2 separate regions of the Homo sapiens genome follow, and region 2 is linked to region 1. Evidence: chromatin loops called from intact Hi-C (ENCODE). Cell type or tissue: PC-3. All regions are shown on one strand.

Region 1 (8,000 bases):
CAATAGCTTCTCATTACCCAAAGATAATATCTAACTTCCATTTCATGGACAACTAGGGCCCCTGCTTACCTCTTTGTCCCCAACTTGTACCCTTCTCTGTGTTTCTCACTCTGCTCCAAGTAACATGGGCTGTCGTCTGTCCTTAGTAACACACACTCCCTTTTCACCCTGGGCACTTGCTCTTGTTCTCTCTGTTTGGAGTGCACTTTACACAGACCACAGAGACCAGTCCTGAACTCCTGCCCCAAAGCAGTACCCCTCCCACCACCTCCATCTCTCTCTCACATCTTGGTGGCTTTGCTTCAAGGTGCGGTCACATTCTGAAATTATCATGTTCATTTTCTTCCCGCTCTGGAAGGTGAGCTCTGCAGACAGGACTTTGTCTGGCTTGCACACTCCTGTGCCTTCAGCACATGCACAGCATTCAGCACCCACCGTTTGTCCAGAATGTCCCTTTAAGTAAATAAGAAAAAGCACCCCTCTTGACAGACACCAAGACAGACTGCACCCTACAAGCCCATAGTTCCGTGAATCTCTTTGAGAGATTTAGAACAATGTGTTTTCACATTTTTCACAATCTTAAGACTCCTTTGAGGTGTGCAGGCAGATAGTGGGCTGAATTTCAGCCCTTACTTGTTCTACACAATGGTAGGAGGTGGCCGAAGTATCTGAAATCAGGTAGGCATTCATTAAATATTTGTTTAATAAATGAACTTCAGGGGGTTGGTTGTGTCCATTTTCATCAGTGGAGCACGCTCTCCCTGGTCTGGATGCAGCAAAGAGACTCAGCAGTGAACCGGTGGTATGCTGGTAAATGGGTAACAACTGGATCTTCAGAAGAAACAACAACAGCAACAACAACAACCCTGATTTGTGGTTTTTGTCCATTTGTAGTGTTTGTGGTATAAATAATCAATTGAATACTACTAACATGATGTTAATTGATCACAAAATTCCTGAAACTTTAACAATTGTCTCTTAAGAGCTGGTACAAGCCAGTTACAACCAATCAAACTCTACCCCAGTGTTGAACCCTGGGCACCTCAGATTCTCAGTCAGAGGGAATGACAAATGCTAAAATTCCTTGCAGCAGAGGCAAAGATTGTTTATATACTGTCTGTTGGCATCTTATCGGTCTGAGGATCAGGAAATGGCTTATCTTCCAAGTGGAGGAGGGAGCTCCAACATGTTTTAGAAAATAGGAAGAAAACAAAATTAAGGCTGATACCAGTAAACTAATTCATTGAATCTCATTTTTGTCATCTACAAAATAAACAATTTGGACTGAATTCTCTCTATTTCAATTAAATAGGCTAGTATTCCCTATGCTGTATGAAGATTAAAGTGAGGATTGGGGAAAAGTAAAAACTCTGTGGTTTCCATGTGTGAATGAGTTTGTGGTATGCATGTAAGTATTATATTAATCTTTCTAAGCTAGTTAATAGTATATGTTTTTTTTCCTAGTTGGAATAAAATGATTTAGGTTAAATTTGCCCTGAAACTAAATTGAGACTTAAGAACTTTTCCAAATGCTAAGAACACTGTTTCAATTAATACCTGTCATACTTTTTATTTCTACCAGAGCCTGTAGACTGATTCTCCTCTTCACTTCTCCACATATTCCATTTTACATCCTTTGTTTAATTCTGGACTTCAGGCAAAAGTTAAACACATGCCCAGTATCTCAGACAAACAGAAACCCAAAGTGTCAAGTTGGAGGAGCATAAACCACTGTCATCAGGGGCTTAGTAACAGTTTTAAGAGTTATAATTTCTGACGTTGAGCTATCACTTTTCTGAGCAAACACTAGTGTTGAAATATATTATTACTAGCCCTCTCCCCACTCCAACCACCAGAACAAACATCCAGCTTCCCAGAGAAATTTAAGTGTGCACAGATAAGACAGCAACCCTTTGTAGCAGCCTTTAGACAGGGGACACCAAGCTCTAATAGAGGCTGTCATCCTCACATGAGCCACTGAATCATGTTTATATATAACTTGCATATTAAAAAGCAACAGCCAATGTCAATGGTGCTGATATAAAAATATCTTAATAGCCAGTAACTGACTAATGAATACTACTGTAATAACAGTTTAATTTGAAGAATTCTGACAGCTGGTTGCTTTGTTGAGAGTGGTTTCCAAGGAGTCCTAGTCCCATGCTGAGAACATCTCTAGCCTGCTGATTTATAGCAGCAGTGCAGAACTGTTTAATGTCACCACCTCTCAGCTAAAGTAATAATAAACAGGAATGTTATGGTTTATTTTTCTGTATGAATTGTTCAGGCTCTGTGTGGTAAGTACCAACTCAATAGGAAATAATAGCTGTCATTCTCCTGGGAGTTGTAACTGGAGGTGAGCCTTTCTTCTTTTTATTCCCTTTATTTTTTTTTCTTTTTTATCAACAAGGTTTATATATCAGAATGAATGTAGAAGTTCTTGGTTTTGTGGTGGATTTATTTTATTCTTTTACATAGCTCTTGCTCATCCCATTCTGCTTAGCAAATGTAATTACTCTGGTTAAGATGTAGCTTCCCTATTATTTCTGAACTTCCCAAGATAGTTTAAAGCAGACAGCTAGGGCATGAAATATATGGTTCTACAACTATCTTAATTATACTGCGTGACTCTGTGTTTGATATGAAATAGCAATGTCTGGGAAGTGAACTTAATCTCTACAGATTTAGGACGATTGCCAAAAAGATTCATTGATTTTTTTTTCTTTTGCAGAGCGCAATCTTTTATTGTATAAATGTCAGAAGCTTCAAATTATTAGGAAATGTGTCAAGAAGCTCAAGGTATAATAACATTCTTTAGAGAGCTTGATTCTGAAGACAGTGCAATGAAATGTTCAAAAAGAAAACATGTCTTATGTTCTTAGAGAATAAAGCTCTGGGATTCATTTTAATTTGTCATTTTGAACAGGATGAGGCCTCCACTGGGTCCTTTGATGTGAAAACCCTGGGGATGATATACAGCTATTCCTCGGTCACCCCAGTGTCTTTATAAGCTCCAGATTGCAGAGATGTCAGCAGTCCTGCGAAAGATGATACTGACTTGGGATTTGAGGCTTCAGGGCTGAACTGTAAAAAATCACTGGGATTTGTCCAGGTGATGTCCTGAAGAGCAGGTCATGAAAAGAAGGAGACAATATTATGAGCTGTGTCACCCAGCTCAGAGAGAGCTTCTAGTTGTCCTAAAATCAAGGTGAAATCCTTATCATGAAGCAGTGTATTACTTACTATTTTATTGTAGTAATAGATAACCTACTCAAACCTGCTTAAATAACAAAGAGAATATAGTGGTTCACTTTTCTGAAAAGTTCAGAAGTTGGGTGGGCTTCAGGCATGTGGGATTCATAGATCAATGATATCATGAGAGTCTGAGCTCCATTTCTCATTGTTGTGCTCTACCCTGTGAGTCGGGTTTATTCCTGGCCTAGCTCCTCTGGCCTTATATTCTTACTCTCAACCCCATTGTTTGTCTAAACACCTCAAGGAAAAGTCTGAAGGTAATGCAGATTTGACTATCTCTTTTGTCAGAGAGCCCAGAGTCTCTGATTGGCTTAGCCTCATTCACCCTCTCCAGCTATGGAGCCTGATGGATGCCCACATGGAAATCAGGGCTGTTAGGAAGAGGGCAAGGGATGGCTGTGAGGCAGCCAAAGCAGAATGTTCAGAGATGGGCATGCTCTTCTTTCTGGAAAAGTAAAGTTGCCTCAAAGGCCAGAAGGCACAGATTCTATTGCATACCTCTGCACATCACTGTATTAACATATTTAAACTTGGCTGAACTCTCATTAATCAGTCTCTACTAGTTATTCAGTTTATCTTTCAAGGCTTCATAGCATCAGTTCATCTGAACTTTCCAGATCAGACTTCTGCTATTGCTCAGCTGTAATCCTACTGATATGGATTAGGTGTGTATCCACACCCAAATCTCATGTTCCATTGTAATCCCCAATGTTGGAGAGGGGGTCTGGTGGGAGGTGGTTGGATCACGGGGGCAGATTTCTCATGAATGGTTTAGCGCCATCCTCTTGGTACTGTCATCCCAATAGTGAGTGAGTGCTCATGAGATCTGGTTGTTGAAACGTGTATAGCTCCGACCCCGTTGCTCCTGTGCTAGCCATGTGATGTGCCTGTTTCCCCTTCATCTTCTACCCTTATTGTAGTTTCCTGAGGCCTCCCCAGCAGCTGAGCAGATGCCAGCACCATGCTTCCTATACAAACTGCAGAACCAAGAGCCAATTAGACCTCCTTTCTTTATAAATTACCCAGTCTTTGGTATTTCTTTATAGCAGTGCAAGAATGGCCTAATACACCTACATTCTGACTGGGCTATTCTTATCCTACCTCCATGCCTTTGCTCTTACTCACTCTTCCCCCATTCTTATTTGTTTTTCTCTGACTAATCACATCTGACTCAGCCCTGAAGGTTTATTGGAGGAGGCATATTATAGTGATTTAGAGTGTAGGTGCTGGAGTGAGACTGCGTAGGTTCAGATTTAGCTCTATTGCTATGGAAATTTGCAAGTTACTAAGCCACAGTCAGCCATGATTTCCTTGAATTTAAAATGAGAATATAATGGTACCTAAGTCAAGTGTTGTTGTGAGCATTAAATGAGTTAATATGTATAAAAGAGTTAGGCCAATGCCTGGCACTTGGCAAGAAGTCAATAAACATTGGCTATTATTTTAATGCACCATGAAATCATTCCCCAACTAGCCCATGTCTTTCCTTCCTTTAAACTACTGTACTGTTTTGGCCTGAACTCCTCATTGCACTCTTGAACACTCGTTAATTTGAATGGCCAGATAACTTTATACGGATAGGAGGCTTCAATTAAATACTTCTTGTTTCTCTGCACAGAACATAGTTAAATGCCATAAACCTATATTGTAGATATCTAACAACTGTGCATTGAAGAAATGGAATGTGGCTGAGAGTACTCCTATGCATGTTCAAAAAGGATCAAAGCTGGCCAAAACTACCATGTAAGAAAAGCCACTGGAAATTAATCTCTTCAATCAAATATTGCTTTGTGTACAATTAAAATATTATGTCTCCAGAGCTAGTAAAATGCTGACCCGTTTAAACCCATATAATTCAGGTTTAAAACCTTCATTCTTTAGTCAGACTAGATTTACTGAGAACTATGTCGGTTCCTCCCCTCTAGCATATTCCCAGGCAGTTTACTAGGTGCAGGGAATATGGTAGTGAATAATACAATCTCAGACCTAACAGAGAAAGTGAACATTAACTATTACAGGTATGAAGAACTATAAAGGAAATGTACAGAACCTATGTACTGAACAGACATGGGGTTTATCAGTTTGGGAAACAGCACATGCTCCCTTCATTCCCTTGGCATATAGATGGATGTGTGCATTATTTCTGCACAGACGGGGCTGTTATATGTACCCTATATATAGATAGTAATATCTTATATCTGTAGAATGCTGTACACTTTCTATATTACTTCCTTATTTCTCATTTGTTACTCTTCATTATGTTGTCAAGAAGTAAAGATATTGTTCTGTCCCAATGAAAAGCTGAGCGGACTGAAGTGCAGAGGGGTTCAATGCTATTTTCAAGATCAGAGACTGGGAGACGGTTGGAGCTGTGGGTGGGCTTTAGACTGCTGACTTCATGCTCAGTCATCTCTCCATTGTACTCCCCTTTGTGTCCTTCCCCCATCTCTTCCACTATCAGCTGCTGATTATGTGTGTTTGGTGAGGAAAAAGTGGTAAATAGAGCAAGTGTGGCAAATAATAATACCTTTTGGAATTATCCAATTGGACATAAAAAGGGAGCAGGCTTAGAACTCTGTAGCTGGATTCTTTAGTACAGAGGACATCATTGCAATTTCCTTACCTTGTTTTGGGAGTTGAAAAACATTGCCTAAAATTTATAAATTTTTGTTCATTGCAGTTCCAAGAACAGGAAGGACATTTATTGTCATAACATCAGTTTGTTGTAAATGATATTCATCGACCTAGATTTCTCTTCTATCTTTTACATGCTAACCCCTATTCATCCTTAGAGGCAGTTTAACTGTGACATCCTTCAGGAATCATTCCTGATAATTTTTAAAGTCCCCTTTCTCCTCTGCTAAGTGATATGCTCCACTGCTGAGCTCATACATTATCTGGGCTTACTTCTCCATCGTCCTAAAGAAGCATGAGTTCCTCAAAGCAGAATCTGTGCCTCATCCACCTTTGTATCATTAATGTCTAGTACAGTACCTGGCACAGAGTAGTTCCTTGAATAGTTAATGAATGGACGATGTTCTATCTGCAAAACTCTGAAAGATGCATAGTTTGGCATTTCACTAGATCCTGAATCACATCATCTTTTGTCTCAGCTCCTCAAGATTGGCTAATAACACCTTATTGAAAAAATATATGAATTAGCAAGGGAAAACTGAATGTGTCATGCCAGAGTGGTAGCATACTTCCAGTACTTCCATCTCACCACATCTTTCAGAAAATAACACATGATTCTGTTGCTGTCACCAGTGTACAAACTGCTGCTTAGTAGGGTTTTTACACAAATGAAGAAGCAATACAATTCAAAAGTCGTAAGTATAATGGCTCATTACAATCAGCTGTGAACTAAAACAGGAACAAAACTTGTTGCACTAACTTTTGCGATCAAATTTTAGAAGGTTTTGGAAAGAGGGGTGGGGGAAGTGGGGACAGGGAAAGACAAAAGGGGAGTAGAGAGAGATGAGAGGAGGCAAGGGAGCAAAGAAAGGGGGAAGGGACAGAAAGAGCAGAGAAAGAGAGACAGAATGAGACAGTGCCATTCAAATAACTTTAAAAAGTTTAGCTCCCAAGCTATATTCTTGGACTCCAGGAGAAAAATTAATTGCAAGGAAATTGTTCAAAATTCAAGTGTACATAACCCTTTTACCTACAGGAAATTAATAGTTGCCTTACCTATGGACTAAAGCCAGAAGTTGAGGAATAAGAATAGTTTGAGATTATACACAGGCCTACAAAAAGAGCTAGATGGGAAGTCAGGATATGTGGGTTTCAGGTATGACTTCATGGCTCTATTACTCTTTCTTTGTAATGAGAAAAAAGAATTTTGGGTTTTGGTCTAGGTGCCTCAAAGGCCTCTTCTAGTTTTAAAATGTCATGTTAGAGAAAAAATATTTTTATAGGAGTATAAAATTTACAAAAATAGGTAACATATGCTATGGACAAAGAGAATTCAGATTATGATAAAACAGAGAAAACTGAGGTCCCTAATATACCAAATATTACAGAAAAGAAAGACTCTTTACTCCAGATGGCTAATTGAATAGAAGATTTCTGTGAATGCACATGAAAATGGCAAGAGTAGACATAAACTTGGTGTGAAATAAATCAGAACAACCATGCATTTTTTTACAGTGTAGAAACTTGTATTTATAAACAAGGAAACAAGAAAAGTGAAGGACAGAATAAGATAAAGGAGCACATGTAACTCATATATTCTAGGTTCAATGCATTAGTGAAAATGACAGATAAAAAGAAATTTTTTCTCCTTCTTGGATCCATTACAAGGTATTTGTAGAGACTGAATACTATTTCAGCTAATGTGTGTAGAAGCTCTGGATTTTCCTACTAAAAACAGCACTTTTTTTTTTTAACAGTCTGACTTTTAACAATCAGAGATTAAATGGAGCATGTGTTGAGACTCTCCATCTTTGGCATTCCAACTGTTTTTTCATAAAAATGAAAAATAAAAAACACAAAATGCAAAAAACACTGTATCACATAAATAACACATTAGTTGCTATTTCTTCTGCTTGATGAGACTTTTTCTTGATTCAGTCAGCTCTATATCTCTGGCACAGAAAACCTGGGGAAAGGGGATGAAGGGATAGCAAACATGAAATCAATTCTTGTTCTCATTAAGTGAATTCTTTCACATTAAGTGAAAGAAAGAAAAAGATAACAGATTAGTTGTCCACCACCAAATTGCCTGGATGGTAATGGACAGAAAA
Region 2 (8,000 bases), 120 kb after region 1:
AAAAGGTAGAGAAATGCTGGGTAGGAAAAGCAAGGCCAAATGGAATCATATTACTTCTATCAGTACAGGATAAAACAAAGGCAAGATTGGGGCAATTAAAAAGTAAGAAGTGATTTAAGATGAAGGGGAGAGAATGAGAATAAAACGAGCTTCTTGAAATTATGAGTGTTACCTTGGTTTCTTTTGAGTCTGCCTATTTACATCTTATTCTTAGTTTACCCTTTAAAGTCACTGGATTATGCAATTATATCTTACTTAGGGCAAGTGGCTGCTGATAATAATCACAGAATCATAGAATTGTAGAATGGGTAGAAATCTTAGGCGTTGTTTCATTTTATAAGTGAGAAACTGAAGTACAAAGAACAGTTGCACAGTCATAAGAAACAGGTTTTAAAGAAAATTATTGGAGGAAGAGACAACTAGGGCTCTCTACTTATTGGTCCATGTTTATTGTGGAATTAGCCTGATTACCAATATTGATGAAAGAAACCCCTTCTACAACTATAAAATGATGGTTGAGAGCACAGGCTTAAGATCACAGATGCCTGAGCTTGACTCCCAGCTCAGCAAATACAAAATGTATAATCTTGATCAAGTAACTTGACTTCCCCAGCCTCAGTCATCTCATTTGAAAAACAGGGAAAATTTTCATTCCTACTTTTTCTGGTATCATGAAGAGCAGATGAGATAATATCTCACCTTCTGGTACATAGTAAACAATGAACAAAGGGTAGATATTATATTTTTATTTTAACACCTGAGTGTTTGAGACGTAATTTAGTCATTTAATGTCCTGACATGAACTGCCAAGGGCACAAGGGGGAAGGTTTCACTAGAGCTAAACAGGTCAGCAATGGCTAGTCTCCGTCATACAATAGCATGGGATGTCTTTAACTATATTTTTAACCCGAATTTAGTAAGTTTTTAAATGTAATCCTCTGAAAGGTTCTCTATTTGCTTAGCTATGTGTTCCTTTTCTAGTGAAGCTATCTATTATACAATACTTTGGAGTCTTTGGAGGAAATGGAAGCAGAGTAGTTTGTCTCCCTATGTCTCTAGTGTATTTCTTTATGGCTGGATTTAGATGATTGAATTTATCTGTTTCCTTTCTACTCAAACCTTTTATTTCTAAACTCTAAAATACACCTACCTCAAATTGTTCCATTATTTTTGAAAATAGAATGGTAGCCACTTAAAAATAATGCTGAATATTTTTACGTATGCCATCTCTTTTATGTACCCCCAAATGCCTTAAATTTTAATAATTCATCTTACCATTATTTTGTCTTGCTTTTATGTCTATTGCTGGCTTCTGTTTCAAGATAGCTGACTAAGCACATGTATACACATAAGTTAACCTTTTCTCTCTCTCAAAATCCTACTGAAACAAAAACATGAAAAATAATAAGAAGTCTATAATCGGTGCAGAAAAAAATGAAATATTTCATCAGTGGACAACTACACTGAGAAAGCTGTAAAAGCTCTAAAGCTGACAGATGAGATTTTTCCCTTGTCCCAACAAAGCTAAAGAACCACTCGTATGGTACAAATATAATGTAGTACTGCTAAAATGGTAGGTTTTCTCAGGAGGACATTGAGCCAGAGCCAGGACTGGGGTGAGCTGAATGAAGTGAACTGAATATAAAATTTGAGAGGGTGTCCCCCAAAAACTTGAAAATATTTTGAAAAATCAAAAGTAAGACCAAAAAATCTGTACTACTGATTTTTTGTTTTGCCTCATGCTCTGCTGTGGCTTGGCACAGTACCATCAGTGATTTTTGTCTTTATATAAGGTTTTGATATTTTGTCTATTATGGAATTTTGCATTACTTTTGGATCTTTTAAAGAATTGCACCAGAATATTATTTATGTTGATTACTGTGTGTTTTAGCTTAAGTTTTGTGCCTGAGGCAAGAACCTCACTCGCCTCATGAATCTCTCCTTGGTCTGGGCTATATCAGGAGTCCCCTTAAGATCAGAGGCAGCAGAAGTGGGCTCTGAGGCCATCTTTGGATATTTATTTAAAGGTTTGTAAGTCTCTTTATCAGAGCCCACTCTTAATGTGACTGACTCTGATGTTTGACTTCAGGATAAAGCTTGGAGATAAGTTATTTAAATAACGTGACAACTTGTCCATGGGGAACTTACAGAATGGGCTTCGAGCTTAGGAAGAGAAACAGAGGAGGGGTCTAAATACCTTTTGTAATATATGAGAATCACCTGTATGCCAAAGAAAATATCCCAAGTCCCTTAAGAGAAAATCAACTGAAAATATGCTCCCATCCACCAGGCCCTTTCCTGCTTATTTGCTACTGATTATTTGCTACAATCAGATGGCCTGTGAACAGAACCCACATACCTTGCCTGGGGAACAGTGATATTTACTTGAACTGGGGAAGCCTTATTTAGTCCTTGGTATAGATCAATCATCATGAACATGAGAAAAGTCAACATATCATAAAGATATACCTATTATTCATTTTATATATATATATATATATATACCTATATATATAATTTATTATATAAAATGATAAACTCTCACCTTACAAAGTGAAGTTGATACCAGAAATAGAAGAAAAATTTAAAATAGATGTTCATATCCTCAGAGATTCGAGAGGATACGCAATTCATAAAATAAGAATAGGCTGCTGCATGCAAATGAGTTAGTCAATGTTTGGAAAAGCTTAGTGCAAATTCCAGATAATTTCAATACAAAGCCAGAAGAGCAGTGAAATAGGTGAATCACAACCTGAGTTTAAGTTTCATAAAAAAAGGATAGCTTTATTCCTTATAGTATCTCTAACACTTAGATGAGCTCAGTACGTTTTGATCTTATCTTGTCAGAGCAACAGGATAGAGTTACTGTAGTACATAGTGCCATCATTTTCAGTTATTCTCTACCCTCTCTGTTGCCATGTGACATAAAGCACCATCTTATAGGGGGAGCTTATGTCCCAACCCCTTTGATATTAGGCTTGGCCATGTGACTTGCTTTGGCTAATGGGCAGTGAGTAAACATGAAATATACCACATTCAATCAGAAGTTTTGAGAATCTCGAGTGCCTTAGTCTGGTATTTTTCTGTTGCAAAAGAATGGCATGTCCTTTTCAGATCTGCTCCTGCAGCCTAGATTCTGGAATGAAAAAAATATATATATGTCATAGAGCCACAGTCAACCCGTTAAAATTGACATAAAACCTAAGAGAGAAATGGGCTTTTTGTGGTAACCCACTGAGGCCTGGAGGTTATTTGTCATGAAGCAAAGCTGATTAATAAAGTTACTGATTGATTTTGATGTTGTTAGGAAAATTTATCCAGAACTTTTAAAATTTATAATATATGGTACTAGCTAGAAAAAATATAGTTAGAATTATGTATTTCAAAAAAACAAGAATGAAATAAAATGTGACCAAACAATAATTAGGAAAGGAAAAGCTAAAGAAGCAAAATGATAAGAAACAGAAAACGGAATAAGAGAAAAATAAGGGAAGCTAGTAGAAATAAGAATGCATTTTAGAAATAATATAAATGCATTAAAATTCCTTATTTAGGTTATTGAGAAATAAAAATTAAAATCTGGTAATGTAAGCACTGAATTTGTTGGTTTCAGATTGTAACTCTTAGCATTCCAAAATTAAGTTTTAATGAAGATTTAAACATATTTATGCAACATTTGAATGCTTTAAAAAGTGCTCAACAGTAGTCATTTTCATTATCCCAATCAATTTGCTTAAGAAAAAAAAAAAAGCCAGGTGTGGTAGCTCATGCCTATAATCCCAGTACTTTGGGAGGCTGAGGCAGGAGGATTTCTTGAGGCCAGGAGTTTGAGACCAGCATGGGCCAAAAGCAAGACCCCATCTGTACAAAAAGTAAATTTGCCAGGTGCGGTGGTACACACCTGTAGTCTTAGCTGCTTGGGAGGCTGAGATGGGAGGATCACTTGAGTCCCGGAGTTCAAGGCTGCAGTGAACTATGATCATGCTACTGCACTCCAGCCTGAGTGACAGAGTGAGAAGTCATGTCCAAAAAAAAAAAAAAAAAAAAAAAGACCAAAAAACATGTGTACAAATACACATACATAAATTTATATCCTGGAAAATCTCTGAAGATGGAACATTTTCTCTATGATTATCTTTCATACTATTTAATTGAATGTGGCTGATTAACCAGAATAATGCTTTCAGAGAAATTGAGAAGTAAAGAGGAAAAAAGTGCTTTGTCTTGGTTAAGAATGAAATTATGTTCCTCAAACACCTCTTACTCTGGCAAAAACAAAACACAAGCAAAATTCACATATGCATAAGAAAAGGAATCTCACTCTTCTGGGAAAACAAAACAAAAAGAAATATACACAATTGTTTTTTTCTCAACAGTTTTCCCATGTCTCCTTATATTTACAGTCACTACATAAGGTCCTGACATAATCATTAGTAGCGTCCCCGTTCACTCTCAAAACTGCCCTGGTTAGGTTGATAAATTCCTACAATTCATGTGCCAGCCATACAATGATTTATTACCCCATATGCAATATGTGGCAATATAACCACAGAGATTTTAGCCAGAGAACTTTACTCTTATTCATAATAGTGCGCTATAGAATCCTGGAGGATACAGAGAGGAAAATGGTAGGTACACAAAATGAGTCATTCATTGACCTATAATCTAAATCTATTACTGTCATTACGTTTCTGTTTTAGTTTAGTCATCTATAAAAGAGAGATAATACATAATTTTAGTAACTTCCTAATGTTCCACTAAAAGTTGGGTAATATAGAAAAGAGACCATTTTGAGTATTATGTAGTGCTTTAAGCATGTTAAGTACATTATAATTGTCTGATAAGCATTTTTTATGCAGCTGTAAGGTACCATTATGTTCCCTGACCATCCAAACATTATTTAGAGCATTTGGAGTATTTAGCATTGTCTTTTTTCTCTTTGATAACCCTGTATATAGATTCATCAAGATAATAATGTCTTGAGGCAATAATGTAATCTACCATTTACATAAGGTAATATTATCTTTAGAACTAATTTTTGAGCTTAATTTTTATAAAAGGAGAAATCACGTGACATTATTTCATTCCTATGATTTCCTTACAACATCTTTCTTCAGATATAACCTGCAAAAAAGTCAGTCAGACCATTTTACTCTCTTTAAAGTCTGTCTGTTTCTCCCAACATAGATATAGCCTACAAAGAGCTCAAAGTTTAGTTGCCAACAAAAGACATCATGAGAAATTTCTCTGTTTTCCTAGAAATGAATTATTTATGCTATTCAATAAGTTCTTACAATGATGAAATATACTCCATCTTTATTAATGACTTTTAAATTAGAAATATGCAATAAAAGTCACAGTGAGGATCAGATTTTAATTTCAATTTCCCTACTATGCCTAATCTTCAAAGTCTTAAATTTTTACAGTCTAACTTTCCACCTACCCACATAACATGGCTCTATAAACTTAATGAACAGCCTGTTTTAACATGAGTTTTAAATTGTTTACATTTTAAACCCAGAATATTAGCATCTGAAGTGAGAGTTGATTTCACCGGACTCTGTCTTTGGTAAGGCCATTTCTTCTCTTATTTGAAGAGTATAGTTCTTTCAGTTTCGTCTCATCCTGAATACTTTCGGAAGAAAGTAAACAGGGCATAAATATGCAGAGATAAGTCATGTTTACCTTGTTCTTACCCTGCACAGATCACTGGTTTTACTAGTTACAAAAAACTACTTGTATTATATGAATAGGGATACTACTTTTTCAACATAATTTTTGAGACTGCTATACAACAGGGCACTTTAAAGAATACCGTTGTGTGCAATGATAGCTATTGGCATTGATAAGACTCTCCAGAAAGTCTGAAATAACCATCTTAATTGTTGATGTATAAAGAGAAAGAGAAGAATCTTTCCATGTGGCATCAGCTCAAAGGAGCACAGAGCCAGATGGAAATATTTCTATCATAAGATAGGCATTTCACCATTTAGGAAGGCTGAAGAAAAGGCAACAAATCAGCCACCAACAGCAAGACAATTTTTCAAAAGTAGTTAGTCCTCAAGAATAACAATATTGAGCAAATTGTCTACAAAACTCGAGCTCTTCTCTGGTAACTCTATGGCTGAGAACAATATCTATGAACTGTCTCTGGTGCACTAGAGACTTCTTTAAAGTATGGCAACCTTAACAATAAAGGGTGTTATTGCATCATTATTGCTGCAGTGCAGCTAATGAGAGGAAGGTAAATGTTGCTCCTGAAAGTGTTAATTCTGCATCTCTCCTTGCACCTGATTAACACCAAGAAGGCCTTAGGCAAAAGGGAAAGTAGGACTCTTGGGATTAAGTAATCTCATCTCTGACTCCAAGTAAACCCAAAGATTACCTGTCAACCAGATAGAAGAAAGTAGCAGTTAGGATTTGCAATCTGATATTTAAGCCCTTCTGTGGGGAAATAGATGTAAAGGTAGAAGAAAAGGAATTTGCTTCAGTTAAGCTTCATATTTCTAGAGGGCTGCTAAATCAAATTCACAACCTCTAAGACATCTAACAAGTATTCGCTTTTGCATTTAGTAAAATTCACACTTGGACTAAGAAAAAATAACATAAATTTTGAATTAAACAATATCTGCAAAAAAAAAAAGTGAAGACTTACAACCAGATAAATAGAATGTAGCCTCAGGGGATTTAAATAATAATGGCTTATAGATAGTTAGAATCTCAATTTATGGTAAATTTATTACTTGTTTATAAAGGCAAGAAATGACAGCTTATCTTCAGCTTTGAAAAGGGCTATCATGCAGAAAAGAGAGCCAACCTGTTTTACACGGCTCCAGAAGGCACCATTAAAATCCTTGAGTTGAGGTTTCAGCGAACTGATGATTTTGGCTCTATACTGAATATGAATTTACTGTTTCCCACGAAGAAAAGAGCCTCCTGTCATGAAAAGTAGTCCAACTACCCATTGACCATCTGTAAGGGATGCTGTGTAAAGAATTCTTTCATTTGGTAAGATTCTGAATTAAATCGGTACTTTTAACTTTTTGGCAACAGAAATTTTGAAAAATTGATATCTTTCTCAGATGAAAAAGATGAAATGATTCCTTGGCGAGTAAGAATTTTCACTGTTTGGGAAGAATATATTTCCACTTCAGCACCTACTGGGGCCCTTATGCTTCACTCAGAGCAGAGTGTAAGCTTACTCTCTGATTGAAAATAATGGTCTCAAAGTACTAGAGAAGATTATTTAGTTGAAAACAAACAAAAAACCCAAAAACCTTAGACTTACTGAAAATTTCCTTCATAAACTTATAGATTCATTCTTCAAAGCAAAAAAGCTGTCAACTTCAGGTTATTATGAAACTAAGTGAGCATTTTGAACTGATGATTATGTCACAAACTGGATTCCCGGATGTAGAGATTTTCTGAACAAAGGCTTGGTCTTCGTGGCAGTCAGCTCCAAGGCTGTCCCCAGTGATTTTCACCATCTGATATTTATGCCCTAGCTTGGTCTTCACCATTGAATCAAAGCTTATCAAGTAGAATACTATGGGTGAGTTCCTGTGTTTTTTTCTGAGGCTAGGTCATAAAAGGAGCCACAGCTTCCAACTTGGCCTGTTGGATCATTTGCTCTGGGGAAAACCAGTGCCATGCCATGAGGCCACTTACGCAGCTGTGTGGAGAAGTGCACCAGCAAGGAGCTGAGGCCTCCCACAAACAGCCTTGTGTCTGCGTGTCCTTGGAAGCAGATCCTCTAGTGTGGCCTAACCTTCAAAAAGATTACACTCAGCCAAAATTTGACCAAAACTTCATGAGACCCCCAGCCAAAATAGCCCAGCTAAGCTGCTCTGAAATTCCTGACCCACAGAAACTGTGAGATAATAAGTAATTATTATTTTAAGACACTATGTTTTGTGATGATTTGTTATGCAGAAATAAAAACCCAAACACTAATATATGAGTTTCACTTGGAAATTTTCTTCTAGACACATTCACCACGT

Evidence for each region. A loop is a pair of places that touch in the nucleus more often than their neighbours do. Peaks named below come from ENCODE experiments on the same cell type or tissue, not always from the same donor. Only the 100,000 strongest peaks of a DNase experiment are listed, where the experiment ranks them.
Region 2: it touches region 1 in a loop (8-fold over the local background); 6 of 110 quality-filtered maps call a loop at or near these places.

The regions. Positions count from the first base shown.
Region 1 is chr5:125,273,298-125,281,297 of GRCh38, forward strand. The region is part of intron 4 of LOC101927421 (a long non-coding RNA gene); the gene reads left to right. Among named protein-coding and RNA genes, the nearest start is that of LINC02240, 220 kb to the right of the region's middle. In PC-3, no CTCF peak of the experiment used is centred here; a DNase peak (open chromatin) is centred at 4,424; H3K27ac peaks cover 1,439 bases.
Region 2 is chr5:125,397,338-125,405,337 of GRCh38, forward strand. No RefSeq gene overlaps it. Among named protein-coding and RNA genes, the nearest start is that of LINC02240, 92 kb to the right of the region's middle. In PC-3, no CTCF peak of the experiment used is centred here; a DNase peak (open chromatin) is centred at 4,534; H3K4me3 peaks cover 1,164 bases; H3K27ac peaks cover 3,166 bases.